5 separate regions of the Homo sapiens genome follow, and all the other regions are linked to region 1. The links are chromatin loops, found by intact Hi-C in ENCODE. Cell type or tissue: endothelial cell of umbilical vein. All regions are shown on one strand. Region 1 has its middle 15 kb from the start of DNAH17. Region 2 has its middle 34 kb from the start of SCAT1. Region 3 overlaps CYTH1 (cytohesin 1). Region 4 overlaps CYTH1 (cytohesin 1). Region 5 overlaps DNAH17 (dynein axonemal heavy chain 17).

The links. A loop is a pair of places that touch in the nucleus more often than their neighbours do. Peaks named below come from ENCODE experiments on the same cell type or tissue, not always from the same donor. Only the 100,000 strongest peaks of a DNase experiment are listed, where the experiment ranks them.
Region 2: a loop joins it to region 1, with 10 times the contacts of the local background. A loop is called at or near these places in 4 of 110 quality-filtered maps.
Region 3: it touches region 1 in a loop (4-fold over the local background); 7 of 110 quality-filtered maps call a loop at or near these places.
Region 4: a loop joins it to region 1, with 9 times the contacts of the local background. A loop is called at or near these places in 3 of 110 quality-filtered maps.
Region 5: a loop joins it to region 1, with 2.8 times the contacts of the local background. A loop is called at or near these places in 21 of 110 quality-filtered maps.

The regions. Positions count from the first base shown.
Region 1 is chr17:78,589,993-78,594,992 of GRCh38, forward strand. No RefSeq gene overlaps it. Among named protein-coding and RNA genes, the nearest start is that of DNAH17, 15 kb to the left of the region's middle. In endothelial cell of umbilical vein, no CTCF peak of the experiment used is centred here; a DNase peak (open chromatin) is centred at 2,449; H3K27ac peaks cover 1,725 bases.
Region 2 is chr17:78,664,034-78,669,033 of GRCh38, forward strand. No RefSeq gene overlaps it. Among named protein-coding and RNA genes, the nearest start is that of SCAT1, 34 kb to the left of the region's middle. RefSeq lists enhancers at 2,249-2,860, 2,861-3,471, 3,472-4,082, 4,083-4,692. In endothelial cell of umbilical vein, no CTCF peak of the experiment used is centred here; DNase peaks (open chromatin) are centred at 1,268 and 2,098; H3K27ac peaks cover 1,974 bases.
Region 3 is chr17:78,706,697-78,711,696 of GRCh38, forward strand. It overlaps CYTH1 (cytohesin 1), which reads right to left. Exons shown (of 14, transcript NM_004762.6): 2 at 2,954-3,036; 3 at 1,501-1,565. Among named protein-coding and RNA genes, the nearest start is that of CYTH1, 73 kb to the right of the region's middle. In endothelial cell of umbilical vein, a CTCF peak has its summit at 2,004; DNase peaks (open chromatin) are centred at 535 and 1,935; H3K27ac peaks cover 855 bases.
Region 4 is chr17:78,677,960-78,682,959 of GRCh38, forward strand. It overlaps CYTH1 (cytohesin 1), which reads right to left. Exons shown (of 14, transcript NM_004762.6): 12 at 3,012-3,083; 13 at 2,231-2,385. Among named protein-coding and RNA genes, the nearest start is that of SCAT1, 48 kb to the left of the region's middle. In endothelial cell of umbilical vein, no CTCF peak of the experiment used is centred here; no DNase peak of the experiment used is centred here; H3K27ac peaks cover 1,426 bases.
Region 5 is chr17:78,494,183-78,499,182 of GRCh38, forward strand. DNAH17 (dynein axonemal heavy chain 17) reads right to left here. Exons shown (of 81, transcript NM_173628.4): 37 at 4,826-4,930; 38 at 1,693-1,850; 39 at 777-915; 40 at 411-638. It overlaps DNAH17-AS1 (DNAH17 antisense RNA 1), which reads left to right. Exons shown (of 6, transcript NR_102401.1): 4 at 1-15; 5 at 2,674-2,854; 6 at 4,662-5,000. Among named protein-coding and RNA genes, the nearest start is that of DNAH17-AS1, 12 kb to the left of the region's middle. RefSeq lists enhancers at 1-67, 3,208-3,756, 3,757-4,305. In endothelial cell of umbilical vein, a CTCF peak has its summit at 3,091; a DNase peak (open chromatin) is centred at 3,099.

The DNA.
Region 1 (5,000 bases):
TCACATGGGCTGCCTGTGATGTCAGCATCGCCAAGCCCTGTCCCTCCTGCCATCTCCCCATCCGCACATTCTGTGTCCACCGCAAGCACCTTCAGGTGGCATCGGTCCATCTGACGCGTGCTGAGAAGGCAGTCCGGCCCGCAGGCATGGGGCCGCCCCTCCCTGCCCTTCCTCTCTGCTCGGTCATGCTGTGATTATGCTGAGAACTGACAGCACCTGCAACCTGCATTTTTATTAATTAGATAACACAAGTCTTCTATAATTTTCATTTTTATTCCCCACCCCCCCCCACCGCCACTCCACTTAGAGCGGAGGTTCTCAGAGTGGGGCCCCTGGGCCAACAGCCTCTGCATCAGCTGGATTCTCGTTGGGATCACAGAGCCCGGGGCCACCCCAGATTGTGGGGCAGCAATCTGTATTTCACAAGCCCCCAATGGACTCTGATGCAGGCTAAGGTTTGAGAGTCACTGATTTAGAGTAAAATTTTGGTTTCTGTTTTAAGCAAATTCACTGAAAGTAGCCAGTTATCCTTGTTAAAAAGGCTTTCAGTGTTTCCCTATTTTAGGGGTCTTGCTGTCTGCCCAGGCTGGAGTGCAGTGGCACAATCATACCTCGCTGCAATCTTGACATCTGGGGCTCAAACCAACCTCCCACCTCAGCTCCTGAGTAGCTGGGACTACAGGGGCACACAACCATGCCTGGCTTTTTTTATTTTTTAATTTTTTGAAAGAAAGGGTATTTCTATATTGCCCAGGCTGGCCTTGACTCAAGCAATCCTCCCATCTCAGCTTCCCGAGTAGCTGAGACTACAGGCCCTTGCCACCACGCCTGGCTAATTTTATTTTTTGTAGAGACAAAAAAGTAAGACTCACGTTGTTGCCCAGGCTGGTCTCAAGCTCCTGGTCTCAGACAATCCTCCTGTCTCGGCCTCCCGAAGTTCTCGGCGCGCAGGTATGAACCCCCACGCCCAGCCTTCCCTGCTTTATGGTCATTCACACCTGAGGCCTGAGTTGCCTTCAACAAGCCCCACGGGTTACCTGAGTGGCAGGTGTAACTTAAGGCTGAGGTTCTCTGCTTAGCCACGGGCAGAATCACCTGGGACGCTTTGAGAATTAAGGGCACTGGAGGGTCGGGGCCAAGCGTGGAGGCTTTCAAAGCACCTGTTTGGGTCCAAGTACACACAGGGCGGGGAATCTTTGCTCCATGGGTCCACGCTCCTCAGAAGTGACCCTTGCTGCTCTGGGTCTATTTCAGCAGAACCATCACCAACCAAACAAATGAGAAATCAGGGCGGATTGGACTCAGAGACAAATGCTTTCCGGTGAGCAGCCAGGCGCACAGCAGAACGATAGAGGAGCGCTCAGAACTCGGGAGTACCTGTCACCTCTGCCATGGTGGCTGGGCTCGCTCACGGTGACTGTTTCCCTAGCAGGAGAGACCCTGGCTGTGACCCTGCAGCCTGTGCCTCCTGCTGCTGCAGGGAGAGAGGGAGTGCCCGGCGCCTACCTGGGCTTTTCCGGGCCGTCCGTCCGCTCATCATGCCCCTTGCCCCAGCTCACTTCACATCTTCGCTGGGTGGGGATTCAAGGACAGGCTGGGCTCTAGGAGGTCAATGGTCCCTCCCCGGGCTTCCAGCATGTTGTAGCTCAACTTCTACCAGACATCTGGAAATACCAAATTTCTTTCCTTAAAGGGACAAAGACCCCTTTTCTTTGGAATATATATATATATATATATATATATATATTTTATTTATTTATTTTTTTTGAGACAGAGTTTCACTCTTGTGCAGGCTGGAGTGCAATGGTACAATCTCGGCTCACTGCAATCTCCGCCTGCCGGGTTCAGGTGATTCTCCTGCCTCAGCCTCCAGAGTAACTGGAATTACAGGTGTGCACCACCACACCCAGCTAATTTTGTATTTTTTGTAGAGACGGGGGGGGGGTTTCACCATGTTGGCCAGGCTGGTCTCGAACTCCTGACCTCAGGTAATCCACCTGCCTTGGCCTCCCAAAGTGCTGGGATTACAGGCGTGAGCCACTGTGCCCGGCCCTGGAATATATTTTTTTAAACCCTAAACTGTATTATAGAATAATCTCTTCCTCAGTGACTTGGTTTATAATATATTGGGAAAAAAAAAACTCTATGATGAAAATCAAGTGCTGTAAGTTAAATATCTGAGTCCAAATGATGTCAAAAAGCGGCAAGGCACTGGGCTTCCCCCATTCAGAGAGCACCCTCCCCTTCCTGCCCCGCGCTTCTGTTGACCTTTGGTCCTGTTTGCAGGAAGCTCTCAAGTTTAACTCTGAACTTGAAGGGAAGGAAGGGAGTGAACCACATGGCCCTGGGGTCGGGGCCTCTGGCCGAAGGGCGCTCAGCTTGGTCTGTAAAATGAAATGTGTTTTGAATGTCATGAGTCAGGAAAAAAGAATTTGAGCGCAGTCTGGAAATGAAATTTCCTGCCTGTGGTTTGACTCACGTCTGTCTGTCTCGAAATCTACCCCAAGGACATTTATTCCACTGTGACAGGGCTCATCTCTGAGGAGCACCAGACTCCTGCGGTGGGGAGGGAAGATTATCCGCGCTGCAGAGACTAGCTGGCCTCCGGAAGCCGCCTCCTGACCCCGCGTCAAGCACCGCGGTGGATGGCGCAACCCAGCTTTGGGAATTAATTACCCAAGGCGCGTTTCCGTGCAGTCTGGCCTCCCTCCCTGAAGGCTTCTTAAGCAATAGGGAACTAGGAGGAGTTGAGACCAGCCTGGCAAACGTGGTGAAACCCCATCTCTATTAAAAATACAGATGGGGGCAGGGCGCGGTGGCTCACGCCTGTAATCCCAGCACTTTGGGAGGCCGAGGCAGGTGGATCACTTGAGGTCAGGAGCTTGAGACCAGCCTGGCCAACATGGTGAAACCCCGTCTCTACTAAGAATACAAAAATTAGCCGGGCGTGCATGCGCCTGTAATCCCAGCTACTGGGGAGGCTGAGGCAGGAGAATCGCTTGAACCCAGGAGGCGGAGATTGCAGTGAGCTGAGATCACACCACTGCACTCCAGCCTGGGTGACAGAGGGAGACTCTCTCTCAAAAAAAAAAAAAAAAAAAAAAAATTATAGATGGGAACGAGGAATCGCAACAGTCCTTACTGCCTTTCTTGTCTTGCCTGGCTAGTGCTAAAGTATGTTGAGGAAGGAAAAAAATTATTTTTTACGATTTCAAAGTTAGTTTTATTTAGAAGTTTTATTGAGGACTAGAGACCGACCACAGCCTGGGAGAAGTCTTTTAGAGGGGGTTTGTCGGACTGTTTTGAAATAGTGTTTTAATTTACAGTTTATATACAGGTAGTGGGGGTTTAGTAGGTGTAAAATTATATTAAAGCTTGGGTATAAGAGTATATCTGGTTGTAGATTATAGAATAATTATTAAAAATGAAAAATAAAATCCTGAGCCTCACCACCAACTGAATGAACCCCCTCTTGGCCAAGTTGACCACATAGTCACCTGAAAAATTGAATTCCCAGCCCGATCTCCCAGGGAGGTGAGGCATACCTGCTTATATCCCCTCTCTCTCTTTCTCTTTGTTTTTTTTGTTTCTGTTTTTTTTTTTTTTTTTTTTTTTGAGACGGAGTCTCGCTCTGTTGCCCAGGCTGGAGTACAGTGGCGCGATCTTGGCTCACTGCACCCTCCACCTCACAGGTTCAAGCGATTCTCCTGCCTCAGCCTCCTGAGTAGCTGGGATTACAGGCGCCCTCCACCACACCTGGCTACTTTTTTGTATTTTTAGTAGAGACGGGGTTTCACCATGTTAGTCAGGATGGTCTCTATCCCCTCTCTTTTGGAGTTTAGGCACAGATGACCAGCACTAAGGTTAGAAAAGAGATCAGAAGTCTGGCAGAAGAGACTCCTGTGGCAATGAGATACCATGTTCCAACTTGGCCCTGGTGTAGTATCACATGACAGATGGCAGACCCTGAAGGAAATCAAAATATTTTACCCCACAATATATTTTTTTCTTTTTTTTGGAGACAGGGTCTCGCTCTGTTGCCCAAGCTGGAGTGCAGTGGCACATCTCAGCTCACTGCAACCTCCGCCTCCTGGGTTCAGATGATTCTCCTGCCTCAGCCTCTCGAGTAGTTGGGATGACAGGCGCCCACCACCACACCCAGCTAATTTTTGTATTTTTAGTAGAGACGGGGTTTCACCATGTTGGCCAGGCTTGTCTCGAACTCCTGACCTCAGATGATCCGCCCGCCTAGGCCTCCCAAGGTGCTGGGATTACTGGCGTGACATATGTTGAAACGGCCCTACAAAGCTGTCTTTTGTGAGGGAAATTTGCATTCTGTAGAAAAGCACCATTAATGCAGCCAGGTCTTTCCCAGATCTAGGAAATACTAAGAGTCTGACACGTTTAAGGTCTGAAAAGAGACATTGACCACCTATTTCCTCTGAAGGCTGTTACCTGGAGATTTCATCTATACAACAAGAACCTTGGTCTCCACAACCCCCCTTATCTTAACTCAAGCATTTCTTTCTACTGACCTCAAGACTTTAGCCAAAGCTTAACTCTTTCAACCAATTGCCAATTGGAAAATCTTTGAATCTTCCTGTGACCTGTAAGCCCTCCAACTCCCACTTCAAGGTATCCCACCACTTTAGGCTGAACCAATGTATACGCTCCATGTACTGATTTATGTCTTTGCCTGTAACTTTGGTCTCCCTAAAATGCACTGTAAACCAAAAATACAATTCTAAGCTCCCCCATCATCTGAATGGACCTCTCCTCTTGGCCAAGGGCTTTCCAAAGTCAACCTGAAAAACAGTTCAACACTTTAAACATTTTAGCAAAACTATTACTTCGTTATGTTCCAAATTATTCCATTCAATTCAGAAGATATTTTCTGAGAGTGCCTATTACACGGAAAAGGTAATCACAGAATCTGTTACACAAACTGGGATACCTTTTTTTTAAGAGACAGAGTCTCGCTATGTTGCCTAGGCTGGTCT
Region 2 (5,000 bases), 74 kb after region 1:
ATTTCAGGAAGGTGCCCCCTCAAGTCTCCATGGTATCCCTTGGGCCCTGAACAGGGGGCTAATTTGTCTGCACCTTGAGTGAGGCCAATGGGCTCGGGCTGTGATGTGTGATGTCTGCTGTCACCGACGGTGCCCAGCACAATGTGAGAACTTAGTGGTCTCCACCCCTTTTCCTGTGACCGAAAGGGTGCACCAGATGCTATGGAGCAGACACACACAAGTTACCCTTGAACAAGGCAGCGTGCAGAGTTCAGAAACCAGTAGCACAAGCATGGGGCGGGGGCGCTGCTCTAAGACATCATCAGCATGAATGGGCGAATACCTGACAGGTGTGAGTGGATTCGGTTCGGTGTGAGTTAATAGCATTGCGTCACACAAGCACCTGAACAAAGCTGATGACATCGGGGGGCTCTCGGGTGAAGGAAGCTGGGGTCCCGGTTTTAGGGGAATTCCTCCTCCAGGAGCCCTCCTGGCGTCTCTCTTTGCCACCCAGCCCCAGCTTAGGATGGAGGGCCCTAGGCTGGGTTCCTAAGGCCCCGGGTGATTCCCTGAGGCGGCCATCATCCACATACATGCACGCTTGTCTGCCTGTGGACGGTGTAAAGCCCCTCGAACCCTCCCACGGGCCGTCCTTATCTCTGTACCCACGGGGCTGGTGTGCACTAGAGCAGTGTTCCACCAATAAATGAGAAGGCGCTTTGAAGAATGAGCAGGCGCTCACCTGGCTGGGAGAGGGGTGGGCGAGACCCATGGCTGGGAATGAGCAGGGCTAAGGCAGCAGCATTCCAGGTCCCCTCAGTCCCATGGCTGGAGCAGGGCTGTCGGGGGAGGCTGCAGGAGATGGAATGGGGAGGCCAAAAGGGACTCCAGCCTGGGAGGTGCAGTCTCCCCCTCTAAGGAGTTTGGGGCTACCCCATTGTCAGGAAGGTGTTTTGAGGGGTTTCCAGGAGGTGGCTGGTGGGACACAATCACATTATCTGAGCCCTGAAAAGACCAGGCAACACCATGGGAAACTGGCTGGAGGGAAACCAGTGTGGAGCCTACTGTGGTCCCGGGGCGGGAGACCAGATCCTCTCTGGGTGTTCGTGGCTGTCCGTGGTGTCCAAGGCACCAGGGACAAGGCTACGCAAGGGGCACCTCTAGCTCATGGCGGATAGTTCCGACGCTGCAGCCGTCAGACGTGTTAAATCACACAGGGCATGAACCGGGAAACATGAAATCCACCCTCAGCTTCAATTGCTCCAATAATTATTTGTTAGCTCAGAAGTTCAAGACATTTGGAACAGGTCCAACAATGATGTCAACTTAGTTCCCATCTCTGAATCTGTGGTGGAGAAACCTGGACACTGGAAACAGGGTGGGTTTGGGGATCCGGCTGACCTGGGGCCCAATTCTGACTTCCCTGTTTCTGCGAGCCCCTGGATACGTACGTTTCTAAATGTCTCTGAACCTCGGTTTTCCTGTCTTTATCATTCGTGCATTCATTCATGACATTGTCATTTATTCAACAAATACGTACTGAGCACCTACTATCTATCAGGCACCGTTCCAAGTACAGGGAATATAGGTGTGAAAAAAAGCTCCTGCCCTCACTGATTTTACATCCTGGGACAGGGAGACAGAGGAATAAGTCATGAGGTGCCACTGGGCAGGGAAGGGGCTGGGGAGAGCTGCGGGCGGCTGTGATCGTGGTAGCAATGAGCCCTAGCAGCACTGCTTTCATCTCGGGGCTGCTATGAGGACTGAGTTAGAGAATGGGTGTTAGAAGAGGGCTGGCACCTGCCGGGGCCCAGCATCTCATCCTGCACCAGCCTGGTGGGAAGGCTTGATTCCCTTCAAGTATCAACAGCCATGGAAGCTAAATCTCGACCAGACCTCGCAAGGAGATTTAAAAGGAGAAAAGAAAAAAGGCATCATTCTGAATAATTATTCCTCAAAGCCGTCCCTGTGGCGTGCTGATAACCTATCGGGTCACATGTGGCAGTTTACTTTAAAGGCAAAGGGGTTTCCAAATGAACCTGCCCGGGCGGGGAAGCTCTTGTGGTTCCTGGCGGCATCCTGTCCCTCAGTAGAGAATCTTATCACGACTTCCTCAGGCTGTTGACATTCTGATTAGTGTGCAGTCCACAGACATCAAAAAGGACAAGGATGGATTCTGAAACCAGGAAGTTTTACTGACTGTCTTGCTCACAGACATTTTAGCCTGTATGTTGTCATCTGCAGTCAGTGACTGTAACCTCTGTATTGTACCGTCCAGTGAAAAGGACAGCTCCAATGTGAGGAGTCCCCCTCTACACTCTCCTCTAAAAGGCTTCCAGCTTGGAGCAGGCCCCAGGACACGCCCACCTTTGTTGGCATGTCTGCCGGGGTTCATCCTCACTTCCGGTTTCCAGTAAACCAGATCACAGTATTTCTGCCTCAGCTACTCTCTGCCTATGGGGTAACCCTGCTCTGCCAGAGCAGTCAAAAAAGAAAAAACATTGGGAAAAAAAAAAGGAAGAATATTATTTCTGCCTCAACAGTCTTGATTTCGGTCAGCAGGAGGCTGCGGTGGGATAGCTGGGAGCACATTTGGGGTGGTGTCAAGTGTCACCATGGAGGGGAGGTTGAGCTTGATCCTCTAGATGTGACACTGGCCGCTGGTCTGGGAGTGAGGGTGGAGAGACAGGCTGGTGCCTTGATTAGCGCCAGCAGCTCGCTGCTGCACTCAGGCCGGAGCTGCCAGAGACAGCCCTCAAGGACTCATTGTTGGTTGAGCAACGCAGAGAGTATGTGTGGCCCCAGGGCAGCCGGGCCCCAGGGCCAGGTTACTTAGGGGTGTATGTCTGCTGCCTGAACCCTGAAGGCCAGGTGGTTAGCCCAGGCCATGTTGCCCAGCTGTATTCATTCCTTTTCACTCTGCTGGTAAAAACATACCTGAGGCTGGGCATTTACAAAAGAAAGAGGTTTAATTGGACTCACAGTTCCACGTGGCTGGAGAGGCCTCACCTTCATGGCAGAAGGCAAGGAGGAGCAAGTCACACCTTACGTGGATGGCGGCAGGCAAAGAGAGAGCTTGCGCAGGGAAACTCCCATTTTTTAAAACCATCAGATCTGGTGAGACCCATTCATTATCATGAGAATAGCACGGGGAAGACCCGTCCCCACACTTCAGTCATTTCCCACCGGGTCCCTTCCACAACACGTGGGAATTATGGGAGCTACAAGATGCGTTTGGGTGTGGACACAGAGCACAGCCAAGAGCAGGTGTCCCTGAGAACCCAAACATCCTGGGGAGGCCCCGAGCACTGGGGCTCCCTGCCCCACCCAGGGCAGGACGTGAGCAGGACCTTTTGACATGGAGGCAGAGAAACACTTCCCAAGAACCTCAGAGGGTGGGCTTGGGAGGGGTGGCCAAAGCTCCTCCCCCCAGGCCACCGCTTCATGCGTGGAGTTTGTATCCTGCAGCTTTGCCAAATCCACTTATTACCTCCCCGTTTTTTTGTGTGTGTGTAGAATCTTTAGGGTTTTACATATATATATGTGTGTGTGGGGGGTGTGTGTGTGGGGGTGTGTGTGTGTATATATGTGTGTGTGTGTGTGTGTGTGTGTGTGTGTGTGTATATGTAAAATCATGGCATGGCAAACAGAGATCATTTTACTTTTTCCTTTCCAACTTGGAGACCTTCTTTTTCTTGCCTAATTGCCCTGGCTAGAACATCCAGGACCATGTTGAGGAGAAGTGGCAAAAGCAGGCATCCTTGTCTTGATCCTGATCTTAGAGGAAAAGCTTCCAATCTCTCTCCGTTGAGTATGAGGTTGGCTGTGGTGTTTTCATAGATGGCCTTGTACTGTGACAGGTCCTCCACCAGGTTACTTAAGGGCATATGTCTGCTGCCTGAACCCTGAAGGCCACATGGTGAGTCCACGCCACGGTGCCCAGCCAAGGAGTAGGTGTCCCTGAGAACCCACACAGCCCAGAGAGGATCTGAGAACCCGCCAAGGAAAAGTCCCATGGCACACACACACAGTAGGCAAAGAGCCAGAAAATCAGCGTAAAAGCAGCCTAGAGATGGGGGCGGCGTGGATCTCTCGAGCTGTCCTGCTGCTGTCCGGCAGTGCCCTGTGTGCGGGTCCCCATCAACTCTGCTACTCACCAGGCTGGACTTGCCCCAGTCCTTCTTTGGGGCCTGGGAAGGAGGGGACGATACTGTCTCAAGTGTGTCCCGCAGTAGGCCTTGCTTGTGTTGAAAGGGTTCCTTCTGCGCCTGCCCCGTTGGGTGTATTTCCTGGTGGAGTTTCATTTCGTCCAATGCTTTTCCTGCATCGATGGAGATGATCACCCCGTTTTCTCCTTCATTCTGTTAACGGTGTAGATCACACTGGTAGATGTTTGTGGGTTTGTGGCAGGCCAGGCTCACTAACGCAGGCCTCCATAACAACTGTTTCAGCACTGACCACGTGGTGAAGTTAAATATTAAAAGCCGGCCGGGCACGGTGGCTCACGCCTGTAATCCTAGCACTTAGAAGGCCGAGGCGGGCGGTTCACGAGGTCAAGAGATCGAGACCACCCTGGCCAACATGCTGAAACCCCGTCTGTACTAAAAATACAAAAATTAGCTGGGCATGGTGCCACGTACCTGTATTCCCAGCTACTTGGGAGGCTGAGGCAGGAGAATCACTTGAACCCGGGAGGTGGAGGTTGCAGTGAGCCAAGATCATGCCACTGCGCTCCAGCCTGGCGACAGAGTGAGACTCCATCTCAAAAAAAATTAAAACAAAAATAAAAGCTGAGAGAGCTGGCCCCCTTATACAAAGGCTGGGATGTAACAAAAGCCTGCCAAGAGTTTTGCCCAGGCCTTTCCTGGGCCTTAAAGCATGAAAAATAACAAAGGAATTCTTAACATGACCCGTTTAGGACTAAACAAGTTTTACTGAGGCCATGAACCACAAGCCCTTCCCCAGGTGGACCATTGGGAAGCCACATGTGACCAGTAGGTGGTCACTCATCTTTCTGCAGA
Region 3 (5,000 bases), 120 kb after region 1:
TTTATTCTCACTAGCACTTGCCAACATGAGGTACCATCAGTCTTTTTAATTCTAGCCATCATAGGGGATGTGAAGTACCGTTTCATGGTGGTTTTAAATTACATCCCCTACAACTAATGATGTTAAGCATTTTTCATGTGTCTACTACACATATGGCTTCTTTTGTAAAGTGTCCAAGTTTTTTGCCCATTTTCTTATTTGGGCTGCCTTTCTATCATATATTCTAGATACAAGTCCTTTTTCAGATATATTTGTTACAAATATTTACTTCTAATCTGTTGCCTGTTCATTTCTTTTAATAGTTTTTAATAGTTTTATCTTTTACAAAAGCGGAAGTTTTAAATTTTTATGAAGTCCAACGTATCCGTTTCATTTAAGCTACGAGTGTTTAAAATGGAAAGAGGGGAAACTAATCCAAAATACCAAATGGACAATACAGAGACTGGCCGTGGTGAGCTGGCTGCCTTCTGTGGAGGACTCAGCCTCACTATACCCTGAAGGCACTGCCCACAGGAGTCTAAAACAACAAATCAAACAGTCCTACGAAGCCAGACAGGAAGACTTAGGCTTAGAAAAATACAGACATGTAGTGAATTGGAAACAGCTCATTTATTGCATTAAGCAGTCAGAAAACGGTCTGGGAACCCCATTCAAAACTAAACTCTCAAAGTCACTAACATTTCATGAAAATAAAAGGAAAAAAAAAAGCAGAGTCCTTGTCCTTTTATACTATCATCGCATTTCTACATTTTCTTCCCTTAAGCATTAGGAAGGTGCAAATAAGCTCACGATTATCCTCAGACATGACTGGACACTCCAGCCCTTTGAAATCGTATCAGCAGCATTCATTAAGCTTTTCCTTTACACAAAGGAAAAACAGAAACTTTAAAATGCACACCGACAGTGGACAACAGAGGGGAGTAATTCACATAAAAATTTAGGAGCAGTTTAAGGCTTTCTGGGACCTTTGAAGTTCTCCAGTTCAATTTTTTTTTTTTTTTTTGAGACGGAGTCTCGCTCTGTCACCAGGCTGGAGTGCAGTGGCGCGATCTCAGCTCACTGCAACCTCCACCTCCCGGGTTCAAGCAATTCTCCTGCCTCAGCCTCCCGAGTAGCTGGGACTACAGGTGTGCACCACCACACCCGTCTAATTTTTGTATTTTGAGTAGAGACAGGGTTTCACCATGTTGGCCAGGATGGTCTCGATCTCTTGACCTCGTGATCCACCTGCCTCGGCCTCCCAAAGTGCTGGGATTACAGCCGTGAGCCACCGCGCCCGGCCTCCAGTTCAATTTTTTAAACACTGGAAGAAGCTCCTATGTTCAGGAGGCCTTGCGGTGAAGGATGGAAGGCAGACATTATGGGTGTGTATGTGCTTGCTAGAATTAGAAAGACACAAAGCTGACTTTTTCCTTCAATGTGCCACGTAAGCATAATTAAGGCCTGGGTGCTTTAAGGAATTACAACCACAGAAGCCACCTGGCAGCAGGGCAGACTCACCTTTCCTCTGTGGATCCCAGGTTTTCAATTTCATTAGCTACTTCTGCTATCTCATCCTTCAGCCTCTATAAAACAGACAGTCCAGAGTCAGCAGGAAAGGCAGATGCAGATCAAATTAAAACTTCTAAAATCTCACATAACTCCCTCCAACCAAAAACAAAATAAAGCAAAATGAAACAAAATATGACAAAAATGCAAAAAGTAAATTAGGAAAATTCATGTTTCAGAAATATTTATTGAGTGCCTACCAAACAGTAAGCATTCCAGAAAACACCAAGGTAGAAAAGAATACAGCCTCTGACCTCAAGGAGTTTACGGTCTAGGAAAGTTTATAAGCATATATGCTGTGTGAAAAACAAAACCTGGCTGCCTCATCACAATCTTTCAGAACAAGTCTGCAGCTTACTAAACACAAGCATGCCAGAAAATTCAGAGGACAAAGTCTCCTACCCAAAGCCCAGGCTGCAGAGCCTGCAGTAGCTGTGCCAGGGCAACAATGCCACCAAGCGGCTGGCAAAGGGAATGTCTGATCAAATCGGCTGTGCATCCGCACCCACCCTCCTCATTCCAGCACACTGTTGGTCAGAATGGATGGGCTCTCACGGGGAAGTGGGGCTTAAGTGGAGAGCTGCTTAGCTTTCTCACGATCTACCAGTGAAGCAGAAATCAAAGGATCAGGGAGAACTATCAAAATATACTTAAATCAACTCCAGAGAAAGTCAAGTCTTTCCTCATTTTGCTACTTTGGGCAACAGGATTCCCTCCTTAACCCCACTCCTAATGTCTTGTGAAGAATTCTGAAAGAATAACATTTGCTGTCTTAGGGCGAAAATAATCCAACTATTGGCTTCTAGACTTATTTCCTACAAGCTTGATAGTTACAAAAAGGAACTTGGAAAAATTGTAATTGTAAAATTGCTATCACTAAGTACATCTATAGGGACCAGAAATTATGCTGTCTTTCATGCTAAGTCCTTCCAACTGTGTAGCAGGTGTTTTCATGATCTGACAGATGAAGAAACTGAAGTTCAAGGAACCGGAACTCTCTTGTCTCAAATCATTCAGCCAGTAAGCGGCAGAGCCAGAGCCAGGGCGTGGGCCGAGCTTCGCCTGAAGCCCACATTCTCATTGCCTCTCCTCATCCACTCTGCTCCGCAAGGGCAAACACAGCAGAGAGGACTACTCAGGAGACAGGAGTCTTGCAGGCTATCTCCAGCTCCGACAACCGACCAACTGGGTGAACCTGGACAAGCCACTCAACCTCTCTGACACTGCATCTCCTCAGCTGTAGAGGAAAGGTGACTGATTATCAACACCTACGCTTTGTGCAGAGCTGTAGTGAGGGCAGGTCAAAAGTGTCTTGAGGAGACACTCTGCAAAGGACACCCTTTCATACAAATGGAACTGTCACTGTGGTTCTTACGTTGGTGAAACCACCATGCCACTCTCCTACCTGAATGTCAGCCAGCAGCTCCTGTTTTCTCCGTCGGATGTTCTCCAGTTCTTGACGCTCCTCTGCTGTCAGGTCACTGGGAACTACAAAAATGGAGGGCAATGTTACAAGAAAGCTTTTATCTCGCCAAAAATCAAGGAAGATCCAGAGGCCACAAAAGGAGAAAGATATCAAGAAAGAAACTAGAAGTCAGTTTCAGAAATGACTGAGTGATAGAAATAGTTATGGCTCCAATTCTTATCAGATTTCTAAGAAAGGAAGGCCCTTAAATCACACAGAAAAGCTCTGAGAAACTCTTGGAAGGAAAAACGAGAGAGAAGAGATTACTGAAGGTTAAATTAGGTTGGCTATGAATGAAAAAGGATGAATATTAGCTGAGCGCCTGGCCATTTTCATCCCTTCCAGCTGGGAGACTTCAGGCTGACATTTAATTAATCTCTCTAGGCCTCAGCTCCCTCATGGTCAAAAACAGAGTCTCCGAGATGGAAAGATGTCCATGACCCCCTGAGGTGGGGAGGGGAGGCAAGAGGCAAAGCAACGTGTACGAACAATTTTGTGCCATCTCTGGGAGGGGTTTGGAGAAAGAGACTATGTATGCACTGAGAAATAAAAAAAGTCTAGAATATACACCTAAAATCAGTGCTTAACTCTGGGAACTGGGACTATGGGACTTTCTCTTTCTGCTTCATACCTTTCTTCATTGTTTCGATGTTTTACAATGTGCTCTTATCATCAGAAGAAAGTTACTTAATTCCCAGATCACAGCTCTCACCACAAAATACTTCTGCCATCCTCCAATGGCTCAATCTCCCCCACCTATACCAACAGGAGATTTGGACAGACACCCTCTAAAATGACCCTTCAAGCATGCTATGGGAAGCCATGTGGGCAAATGAGAAGAACAAGCATTAGAATCAAACAAACCAGGTTCAAATCCTAGCTCCAATCTACCAAATATCAAATTAGGTCACTTCAGACAAGTTATGTAACCCACTTGGGTCACATTTCATCATCAATGAAGTGGTCCCACCATCACCCACTTGATAAGGCTGCTGTGAAGATGATGTAGAGTAATTAAAGTGCCTCAAACCCTGCCTGGTGCTGAGCAGAAGCTCAGAAGTGTTGGCTCTTGTTCCCTCCATGGCACAGCAAAGGGCACCCACACTCTCAAGGGTAGGGGTGGTTTGAGGGTCCTTCTATCCTTCAGTGGGTGCCTATGTGAGCCTGAGCTGCACTGTACAATATGGCGGCCAGGAGCCCCACGTGACATTAACCACTTGAAATGTCACCACCCAGTTTGAGATGTGCTGTAGGTAAAAAATATACACCGAGGCCGGGCACAGTGGCTCATGCCTGTAATCCCAGCACTTTGAGAGGCCGGGGCGGGCAGATCACGAGGTCAGGAGACCGAGACCATCCTGGCTAACATGGTGAAACCCCGTCACTACTAAAAATACAAAAAATTAGCTGGGCGTGGTGGCAGGTGCCTGTAGTCCCAGCTACTCGGGAGGCTGAGGCAGGAGAATGGCGTAAACCCGGGAGGTGGAGGTTGCAGTGAGCCGAGATCCCGCCATTGCCCTCCAGCCTGGGAGACAGTACAAGACTCCATCTCAAATAAATAAATAAATAAATAAATAAATAAATAAATAAATAATATATATATATACACACACACACACACACACACACCAGACTTTCTATAAAAACAAAGGAAAATGACTTTTTAATAATATTTTATATTGATTGCACATTGATATAACTTAATGAAATGTATTATTTTAATTGATCTCAAAGGAACTAGTATGAAATAAAAGTGCATCTATGGCTCATATTATATTTCTAGACAGCATAGAGTTGGAATTAACATCTCTGCTTGAGAGCACAGTTAGGATACACATACTTTCCTTCTGCCCATGGCATTAAAACTTAATCTACTACATTCACAGAGCAGTTACTTTCCCCAAATATTTCATAAAAATCACAAGAGGGTAGAAACAATAGACTACAGTGAAGTGTACAGTGGGTTAATTAGCTACATTAGAAAAGC
Region 4 (5,000 bases), 88 kb after region 1:
GCTGTGCCTCAGTGTCCCTCATCTGTGAAATGGGGATAATCCTAATGGTCCCACCTCGCACTGGGTGCAAGAAGGTTTGAGGACAGTGTGCCTGCAGAGTGCCAAAGGGGGTGTCTGCAGATCCCGAGGCTGAGGCCAGCCCGCTCCGGGACAGAGCAGAGGAGTCCAGCAAGCCCACAGGAGAACTTGGCACTCACGCTCATGAAAGGATTGAATGATTCTAAATGTGACTTTGAAAAATGCTTAGTTTTTCTGACTATAGAAGTAAAAACCATATGAAAGACACATGTACAAAACCAGCCAAAACTGTTTTGAAAGACCAGTGAGGGAGGACAGGGAACTCGCCAGCCAGCACAGTCAAAGGACACCACGATGCCACAGGGGGAGGGGCGGGCGGCGCTCACGCTGGGAGGCGCGGTGGAGCAACAGGTGCATGAAGCGTGGTGGGGGAGCTGGGTACACTCTAAGGAGAGCATATGAAGTCAGTGGGGGCGATGCCAATGAATCCATAAATGGTGTCCGGACCATCAGCTATTCATTCATGAGAACAAACTTAAACCCTTACTTCAAATCTTATATAAAAAATACATTTCATAATGATTCAATAAATTTTTTTTTCAGTATGTTAAAAAAAAGGATACCGGTCCCCCACAACACTGCTGTTTTCTTCCCCAGAACACAGGGCTGGTGCCATTACTGGTAGGGGACTCTGAAAACACCGTGGCACCGCGTCTGCTCAATGGAGGGTGGGCTGGCCCCCGCTCAGGGCCACACTTCCCATGATGGCTGTCATGCCAGGGAAGCTGCCAAACCCCATGCCCACTACACAATCTCATTTAATCCTCAAAAGAGCCCCATGAGGCAGAAATGACCTCTATCACACAGAAGAGGTAGGTTACCCACCTACCAGGCACTGCGCTCAGAGAGACAGAGCGAGGAGTCTCAGCGCAGCGTGACCTGGCGCCAAATCCATCCTCTCTCCAGCTGGTTCCTGTCTGTTTTCATTGCATGAATTTTCAGATTACTTTTGAGAGGATAAATCATCTATTCCTTTCCCTCCATCATCACATCATCTCCATCTTCAGTCAGTTTTAAGGTATTTAGCTTGGGCCAAAACCTACACTGGTCTGAGTAGAAATACCAAAAGATAAAACAAAGGCTAGAGGATATTGCACACCCTCGGGAACGGGGCTGTAGCCTGGGTGGGAGAAAGCCCGTCACACAGTACACAGAGGACTTACAGGGACCTTCGCAGTCACCTGTGGGCACATTCTCCCTGTCTTCCAGGTGAAGTCACACAGGCAGCTGAGGAGTCTTTCTCAGGAAAACAGCTAGGTGAACTCTCATGGATGAAGCACCAGGAGGGAGAGGGCAAGGCTGTGCTCTTAGGAGAAAGGATCACTGAGAGAAGGCAAAGTCAGAATGCTCACTGCTGACCCTCGCACAGGGACTGGAGGGAGGAGAAAGCATCACTGAGAGAAGGCAAAGTCAGAATGCTCACTGCTGACCCTCGCACAGGGACTGGAGGGAGAGCCAGGCAGACCAAGTCCCAGGGAAGAACATTAAGCAAGAGAAGCCAACTGACTTTAGAAAGCCATGTTTCCAGATACTTGTCACATGAGGAAATTTCCAGCCCCGTGATAGACCTTACATGGCGTGGCCCAGTGGAGCCAACAGAGCCGAGAGGTAGGAGTCAGAGGCCTGGACTTGGGAGCTCCACTTCTTAGCTGTGGAACCCTGAGGAAGCTTCTCCCTCCTCCCGGACCTTGGATCACGGTATGTGACTTCCAGCAAATTTCTTAACCTCTATGGGCCTCAGTTTCCTCATCTGTAGCTAGGAAAATGGTGTCTCACAGGATTCACAAATTACAGAACATGACTACTATCTCCTCTGAGCTGTCACTATGAGAATGAGAGCGGCTTCGTCAGACACAGAAAGACCAGTTGAGCAGATGGCATCTGTGTGGGTAGCTCACTCGCCTCTTCCTATTTTGGGTCTATGAGGACACGTGGGGAACCCAGATGGGACGTGCTCTCTTACATATGCTATAATAGCCAAGAATCCAAAGGCCTCCTGGGAAGCCGTCAGCTGGGAACCAGGACGAAGCTTCCCTAAGAACTTGGAGCACAGAAGAGATGCGGGCGGCATGTTTAACCACTAAGATGATCAACACCTGGTGAGGTGAGGGCTGCACCAGGCGCGCACTGCCCTTTCTCAGCAGTCACTTACTTAATGCACTTAATCCACTCCTCCTTCTCCTCGGGCGTCGGAGCTGAGATCCGGTAAACAGTGTGGTTCCCCTCCACCACCCGCCCGTCAGCCTCGGTCTTGCAGGCCTTGATAACTTGGTCTTTATTGTCGGGGATATAAAGCTCAAAGCAGTTCTGAGAATCAAAACAGAGAGGGAGAGAGTGGAGCAAAGGAAGCTGTTAACTGAGAAACATGCTGATTTCTTTCCCCAAAACCCCTTTCTTCTGACCTTCACAAAATACAAGGAATACATATTTTCCTGTGGAAAAGTGAAGCCTAGAAGCGGAATTCTAGAGACTGTAAATTGTATAGAAGTCAGTCTCGTTTGCAAACACACCGGCCTGATATAAGCTGGCCCCACTTGCAATGTACGTAAAATGCGGAGAGAACTGCAGGTGACTCACGACTTTAACTTCAAGCCAGTAACATCCTGACAGCCCAAAACAAAGGAAAACTAAACGGGAGGTGTCCCAAGGGTATAAACTACATAGCCCACTCCTGCGTGCTTGCCGCTGCCATTGCAGGAGGGGCAACTTCTACACCCCATGTGACATTCACTAAGTGAAACGATAAAGCAGACAGACGGCACAGGAAGAAGTGATTTCGAGTCTCATCTTTGGCTTGAACAATATAATAAAAAATTAGACTAAATAAAAGCCTGATCACGCTTTTCAGTTTTTTGGTTTTGAGTTTTTTAAAAAAAATCTTTGAAATGCCCATCCCCTTTCTCCCCTCAAAATATCTCAGCAAAAATACTCACTGGTTTTTTGGAGTCCTCCACTTCCCGGATACTCAGATTCTCTAAAGGGATGATTCCACGGGGCTCCTTATCCTACAGAACAGTTGAAGAGAGGAAGTTTAAGATCACAGTTTAAGGACACACACTGTCAGATTCCTCGCCGGTGACTCAGCCGAACTTTCCTGCTTTCTCCCAGGACATGAAGTTCATAAATCAGCCTGAGGGAACTCCTTACATTCTAAACAAGAATAACACCAAAAATGTCTGAGGATTGTCAATATAACTGCTAAGTCCTCCGCGAGTAGAAAGACCAGAAGATTCAACAGACACCGTGAGAGTGTGGCCGGCAGTGACCCGGGCACGGTCCTCAAGCAGGGAGTGTGCGGGCCCCTTTCCCTCTTCCCTTTGCCTGGCTCTCCCACTCACCTCTGAAGCCTCAGTTCTGGGGCAACAACTCCAGGAAGCCTTTCCTAGTTTCACCCTAGCGCCCCGATGCCTGGGACTGCAGCTGTGGGTCTGACCATTAACCACTCACTGCCTCTGTCCATCGCCCCACCGCCAGACAGTACAATCCTCAGAGACACTGCCATCCTGACAACTCCACCTGGATTTCCAAAGGCACCTTGACTCCTGTCCAGAACAGAGCTGCACCCGCCAACTAGTCCCATCTCATCTACAGAGGGCACGGCACCGCAGACACTTCCAGCACACGCCTGACGGCAGTTTCACAGTCCCCTGATATCCAGCCAACCCATGGCCAAGTCCTAGCACTGTTAAAGTCTTTATATTTGGCCAGGAGAATGGTGTGAACCCAGGAGACGGAGCCTGCAGTGGGCCCAGATAGCGCCACTGCACTCCAGCCTGGGTGACAGAGCAAGACTCTGTCTCAAAAAAAAAAAAAAAAAACCAACCAGTTCTATGAGTTCTCTAAAAGCGAAAAAGAGTCTTTCAGCCATTTCCCCATCCTGGCTAGCAACTATTTCCAACTTCTTCAAGCCAACCTGCTTGGTCTTTACCTCTGTATCTCACACATCTCCAAAATACCATATTAGAACTGCCTTTTGACTGCTTGATTTTAGATGTTATCTACAGAAGAGGACTGAGCTCCTCTTACCCGGGCATATTCATATTCCCCGTCCTCCTAAAATAACTATCTGGTCATCTGAGGTAGGGCTATACACAGTGTCTTCATTAACACCACGTTTCTCTTCCGACCTGTGCCATATAGTGAACTTCCTAATTTTTTCCTTCCTGAAAAGCTTCCTTCCCCACTGGAACCAAAATTATGGAGGGTGGAGAAGTGGGTTGTTCCTTTGATTTATATTTCTGTGACCTTACCACCAAAACCAATTGCAAATGGTTAACCTCTTATCAAAATCTCCTTGCTAATGCTAATTTGTATCAGGCATCCTATTAATTTTCATTTCTTGAAGTAATCCTTCCTGGAGCCTCTGAAACCTGTTCCAGTCTGGACTGGTTGCCTTGATACTCGGTAAACTGCTTCATCCTTAACCTCAGCACTCTCCATTCCAGAGCACTCTTCCCTCCTCTCTTGAAACAAGAGGTTTCAAGATCTCTGGTTTCCTACAGCCAAGGCCTTTGTCCTCCACCAGCATCCTGAGAAAGGGTGTGTGGGTGGTAACATTTCTGAAATCTCACTTGGCTAAGAATGTTTCTATTGGACCCTCACACCTGGCTGCTATCTGGCTGTGCCTAACAGTCTAGGCTGGACGTGACCCTCCTCCAAGACTGGGAAGCCCAGCATTCCTGCCTTCAGCATTCAATATCACCCTACACAAAGCTGTTCTGGTTGCTGGTGCTTTGCACACGACTGCCGTCCTCTGTGTCCTCAGTGTTCTGAGGCCCCCTAAGGAGGCAGCCTTGGCGTGCATTCATTTTCAGTCATCATGCAGGGTATTCAGTAAGCCTTCCAACCTGGAAACACATCCATCGTTTGGGGGAGGTTTAAAAAAATTATTTTGTCAAGGGTTACCCCCTCTTTGTTTTCTC
Region 5 (5,000 bases), 96 kb before region 1:
CATGGATGAGGCTGGGTGAGGAACTGAAGCAGCTTTTCTTTCTTCTCGCTGGGAGGCTGGGGGGCTTCCTGCCCCGTGGGGGAGATGATAAAGGCGCCCTTGCCCTCCGATGCACGTGCGTCTGCAAGTTCTGCTGTCAATGCCGAGAGTTGACATAGCTCCACCGCGACCTCATGCAGGGGGTCGGTTTGCCTGAAGCCCCCCCAGCCTCAGTTGAGAGAGTGACCTCCCCCAGCACTGACAGGGTGGGGCTGGCCAGGGCCACGGAGGCAGCTGTGGCTCAGAGGTCTCTTTGTAGCATCGGGAAACGTGCGTGTGTGACACGGGTCTCCACCCGTCCAACATCAGTGGGAAGGAAGCCCCAGCCAGGCAGGCTTCTCCGGACAGACCTGAGACCCAGGAGTCCCGACCTTTTCAAAATTCAGGTCCCGTTTCCGAGGCACGTCCAGAGCCGGGAAGAGGTCCCCGATCAGTCCCATGAATACGGGCAGGTCGTCTGTCACAATCTTGGGGATGTTGAAGTCTCTCAGCGCCCGCATGAGCACCTGGTCCTCTGCCCGGCTGGGGTCGCCCCTCTTCAGGGAGCCGGCCACCACCAGCACAGACTTGATGGCTCTCAGGCCCCAGTCGTAATGATCCTGCGGGCAGTGGGCACAGGTGGGCAGACGTGAGCTCACCTTCCTGTGGCCAGCAGGCAGGTCTGGAAGCCAACCCTGGCTGCTGCCCGCATCTCAAACTCCCACCCACACCCGCCGTGAGCTCCAGGACACACACACCTGCTTCGAGAGCAGCTCCTTGCACAAGGTGTACAGGGTGATGAACTTCCTGGCCAGAAGGCGGGCTTCCAGAAAGCCCTCGGCCATGAGCATGATCTCACATATCAGTTCGAAGTCGGGGACGACCATGGCACAGGGCCTGGGGAGGTCAGCGGTGCCTGTGGGCTTCTGCCCACTCCCTCCCCAACCTACACCCCTGCCTGTCCCTCTTCACCTAGGAGAGCACACCTCGACTGCCAGGTAGACCACAGCAGAGTGTTGAACCTTCGGTCCTGGAGCCGGGCTCCCAGCCCGCCTGCTCCCTACTTCCCTCCTCCTCCCACATCATCCACTGGGTGCACCTTCAGGGCCCCTCCTCTGAGAGCCACCCCAACCCCCCAACCCTGCTTTCCATCACTGTGTCCCAGGTGCGGTCCTCCCACCCAGGGGAAGACAGAGTGCTTTCTAAGGAGGCCCTCGCCTGCCTCATCCTGGGAGTGTTTTTTTTTTTTTTTTTGAGACAGAGTTTTGTTCTTGTTGCCCAGGCTGGAGTGCAATGGTGCCATCCCGGCTCACTGCAACCTCCGCCTCCCAGGTTCAAGCGATTCTCCTGCCTCAGCCTCCTGAGTAGCTGTGATTACAGGCATGCACCACCACACCGAGCTAATTTTTGTATTTTTAGTAGGGACGGGGTTTCACCATCTTGACCGGGCTGGTCTTGAACTCCTGACCTCAGGTGATCCACCCTCCTCAGCCGCCCAAAGTGCTGACATTACAGAAGTGAGTTACTGTGCCCGGCCATCTTGGGAGCTTTTGATGACTTCTTCCCTCCCCAGCTTGCCCTCTGCCCCTCCCCTCTGCCCACTCCTTGGCACTGGGACGTTGCTGTGGCCGGCCTGGCTCACTGCAGCCACTCACTTTCACCTGGGCCACGTACCTGAATAAGGCTTTTAGGTTCTCAGGCAGCTCCGCGCGTCCGGCGTACCCAGGGTTCATGGTGATGAAGATACCGACGGTGGGAATGAGGCCTATGATCTCTCCCAGGAAATTGAATGCTTTTTTCTTGGCCCGAATTGCATCCTGGACACATTTTACCTGCACGGTTGGTGACACAGACATGTTAGCATGGAAATGGCCAGCTTCCACACACCAGAGAGGCCTTCACATATGTTAAAGCATGAGGCTGCGAATTTGCGCCTGCAAATTCAAACCTCCTAGTTTATTTTTTAAATTAAGCCTTTTATTTTTGAGAAAGTTGTAGATTTGCATGCCATGTAGGAAATAATACAGAGGGCCAGGCACAGTGGCTCACACCTGTAATCCCAGCACTTTGGGAGGCTGAGGCTGGAGGATGATTTGAGCCCAGCCTAGGCAACATAGCAAGACCCTGTCTCAATAAAAAATACAAAAGACAGTGATTGGGGGGAAGAAAAAAAAATACAAAGGCAATTCTGTGTACTCTCTGCCCCATGTAGCCTGATGGGAACATCTTGCCTAATAACAGTACCAGTCACAGCGGGGGTGGTGGGCGGGGGGAGGGTGGGCGCGACACTGAGGCCAGCATTGCTGTCACCATGGGGTGACAGCCCTCTTATAGCCACACCCCTTCCCTCTTGCCCCCTTCCCTCCGTTTGACCCCTGGCAACCATGTCCTTTTTTTCTGTGATTTGGTCATTTCATGGATGTTATATAAGTGGAATTGTATCATACACGATCTTCCCAGATGGACTTTTTTTTTTTTTTTTTTTTTTTAAGACTGAGTGTCACTCTGTTGCCCAGGCTGGAGTGCAGTGGTGTGGTCTCGGCTCACTACAACCTCCACCTCCTGGGTTCGCCCCATTCTCCTGCCTCAGCCTCCCGAGTAGCTGGGACTACAGGCGCCCGCCACCACGCCCGGCTAATTTTTTGTATTTTTTAGTAGAGACAGGGTTTCACCATGCTAGCAAGGATGGTCTCGATCTCCTGACCTCGTGATCCGCCCGCCTCGGCCTCCCAAAGTACTGGGATTACAGGCGTGAGCCACCACGCCCGGCCCCCAGATGGACTTTTATCACTCAGCAGAATTCTCTGGAGATGCACCCAGGCTGTTGCAGGAACCAGTAAGTATTTCAACACCTTGTCCCTGCTGAGTTGGGTTCCACTCCCAGCCCTTTTCTGTCCTGTTACTACTCTGGCAATGACCTGTCAGAGGACTGGTTAGCGGCCACCTCCGTATCAGACAGTCTTGAAGGCCAACTGTCAGCTACGAGGTTAAACCTAGAGCATCAGGGGCCGTTGCCTGCTTGAGGTCTCCTCTGGAAACCTGCAGAAGACAGCTGTGTCTCTCCAAGTCACCACTTGAGGGGGCCCAATACTCGCGGTAAAGCTGCTCCCAGCACCTGCCTTTCCCTGTCTTCCCCAGGACAGCCAAGTCCTGGTGCCCTGGTGATCCCAGACACCCCCATGCCCAGTCTGCTGAGCGTGCAGCTTGTCCCCTGGCAGGACTGGGGCCTTTCGGAACAGCACCGCTTCCAGCTAGGCCAAGCCTCTCCTGTGGTCTCCATTGGAGCCCGTGAACATTCAGTGCCCAGAGTAGGGGCTATATAAATATTCTGGGGTTTGTTCATGGACGTCGGAGGTGCTCAGCAGCTCTGCTCCTGTGCTGGGGGCAAGGGAGAGGGTCCCCACGGTAACAGCCAGCACTGCCCATGGTTTGGGGTCCCCATTCTCTTGGTCATGGGGCCTCCAGCCCTGGGGCTGGGGAATGACTGAGGCAGAGGGAGCATAAGGAGAGGAGGAAGCAGCCACCCCAGGCACCTCTAATCCTGCTGGCAGACCTGTGTCACCAACACCGCCTTACAGGTTAGAAGGTGGAGGCAGAGGGAGTCCACATCACTGCCAAGCCGAGAGTCAGGGGTTAAGTTGGTGTATAAAGCAGGCTCTCAGCCGGGCACAACGGCTCACGCCTGTAATCCCAGCAGTTTGGGAGGCCGAGGTGGGTGGATCACCTGAGGTCAGGAGTTCAAGACCAACCTGACCAACACGGAGAAACCCCATCTCTACTAAAAATACAAAATTAGCCGGGCGTGGTGGTGCACGCCTGCAATCCCAGCTACTCGGGAGGCTGAGGCAGGAGAATTGCTTAAACCCGGGAGGCGGAGGTTCAGTGAACCGAGACTGTGCCATTGCACTCCAGCCTGGGCAACAAGAGTAAAACTCCGTCTCAAAAAAACAAAACATAAATAAATAAATAAATAAATAAATAAATAAATAAATAAAGCAGGCTCTCCACCCAGGTTGTGGGGCTTAAGCAGCCCAGGAGGCATTTGCACGTCCACACCCCACATGCTCCTGGTCTATCCTGTGGTGGGAGGACCTTGACACCGCCAACGCCCTGACTTGCATTTCCTTTTGGAAGAGCACAATTGTCCCAGGCCGCTAGGTCGGCCTCCACTTACCTTAGACAGCCCAGTGCTTCTCAACCCCCAGCATGCGTCAGGATCACCTGAGGCATTTGTTTAAAATGCAGAAATGCTCCTCCTAACAAGTGGGGCCCACGCTGGAGATTTTAACAAGCATCAGTGGGGGTGGGGCGCTGGCCCAGGCTGCTCCCCAATCCGAAGTCCCTGCACCCAGGTCGCCCCAGCCACTCCGCTGCACGCTCTGTGCCCCGGCATGGTTGTTCCCAAAACACACGGGCGCATTTCCTCCCTCCTCCTCTTCCTCCCTCTCCCCCTCCTTTCTTTCTTTCCTGCCATTCCCTTTCAGCACCTCCTATGCCCAGCTCCGCTGATACCAATAACAAAGCACTTTGTCTTTCTTTCCTAAGCAAAATTAATTATTCTCCCACCTGTATTTTGTTACACGTTTGCTACCATACATGTAACCTGTAATCTGATTCTGTTTTCAATGTGTTTGCCTAACCAGGCTTTGGGACCCTGGAGGGCAAGAGCTCAATGGCACCACACCACCCTTCGGTGCTTGGAACGTTGCAGAGAGGCAAGGAGGGTCTATCTGGCGTGTGAGGTCACAGGAAAGCTGACGAGCCAGTCACCCGACGTGACCCCGAGGCCGCAGGCAGGGGACTTTACCTGCACGGCAATCACAGACAAGACTTCCACTGAGATGCGATTAAACTCGTCAAAGCAGCCCCAGGCTCCCGTCTGGGCCAGGCCCTTGTAGATATTTCCACAGGACTGGAAAGGGCGAGATGGAGAAAGGAAGAGCTGGGAGGGTGACAGGGAGGGCGGGCGCTGCAGGGGCCTC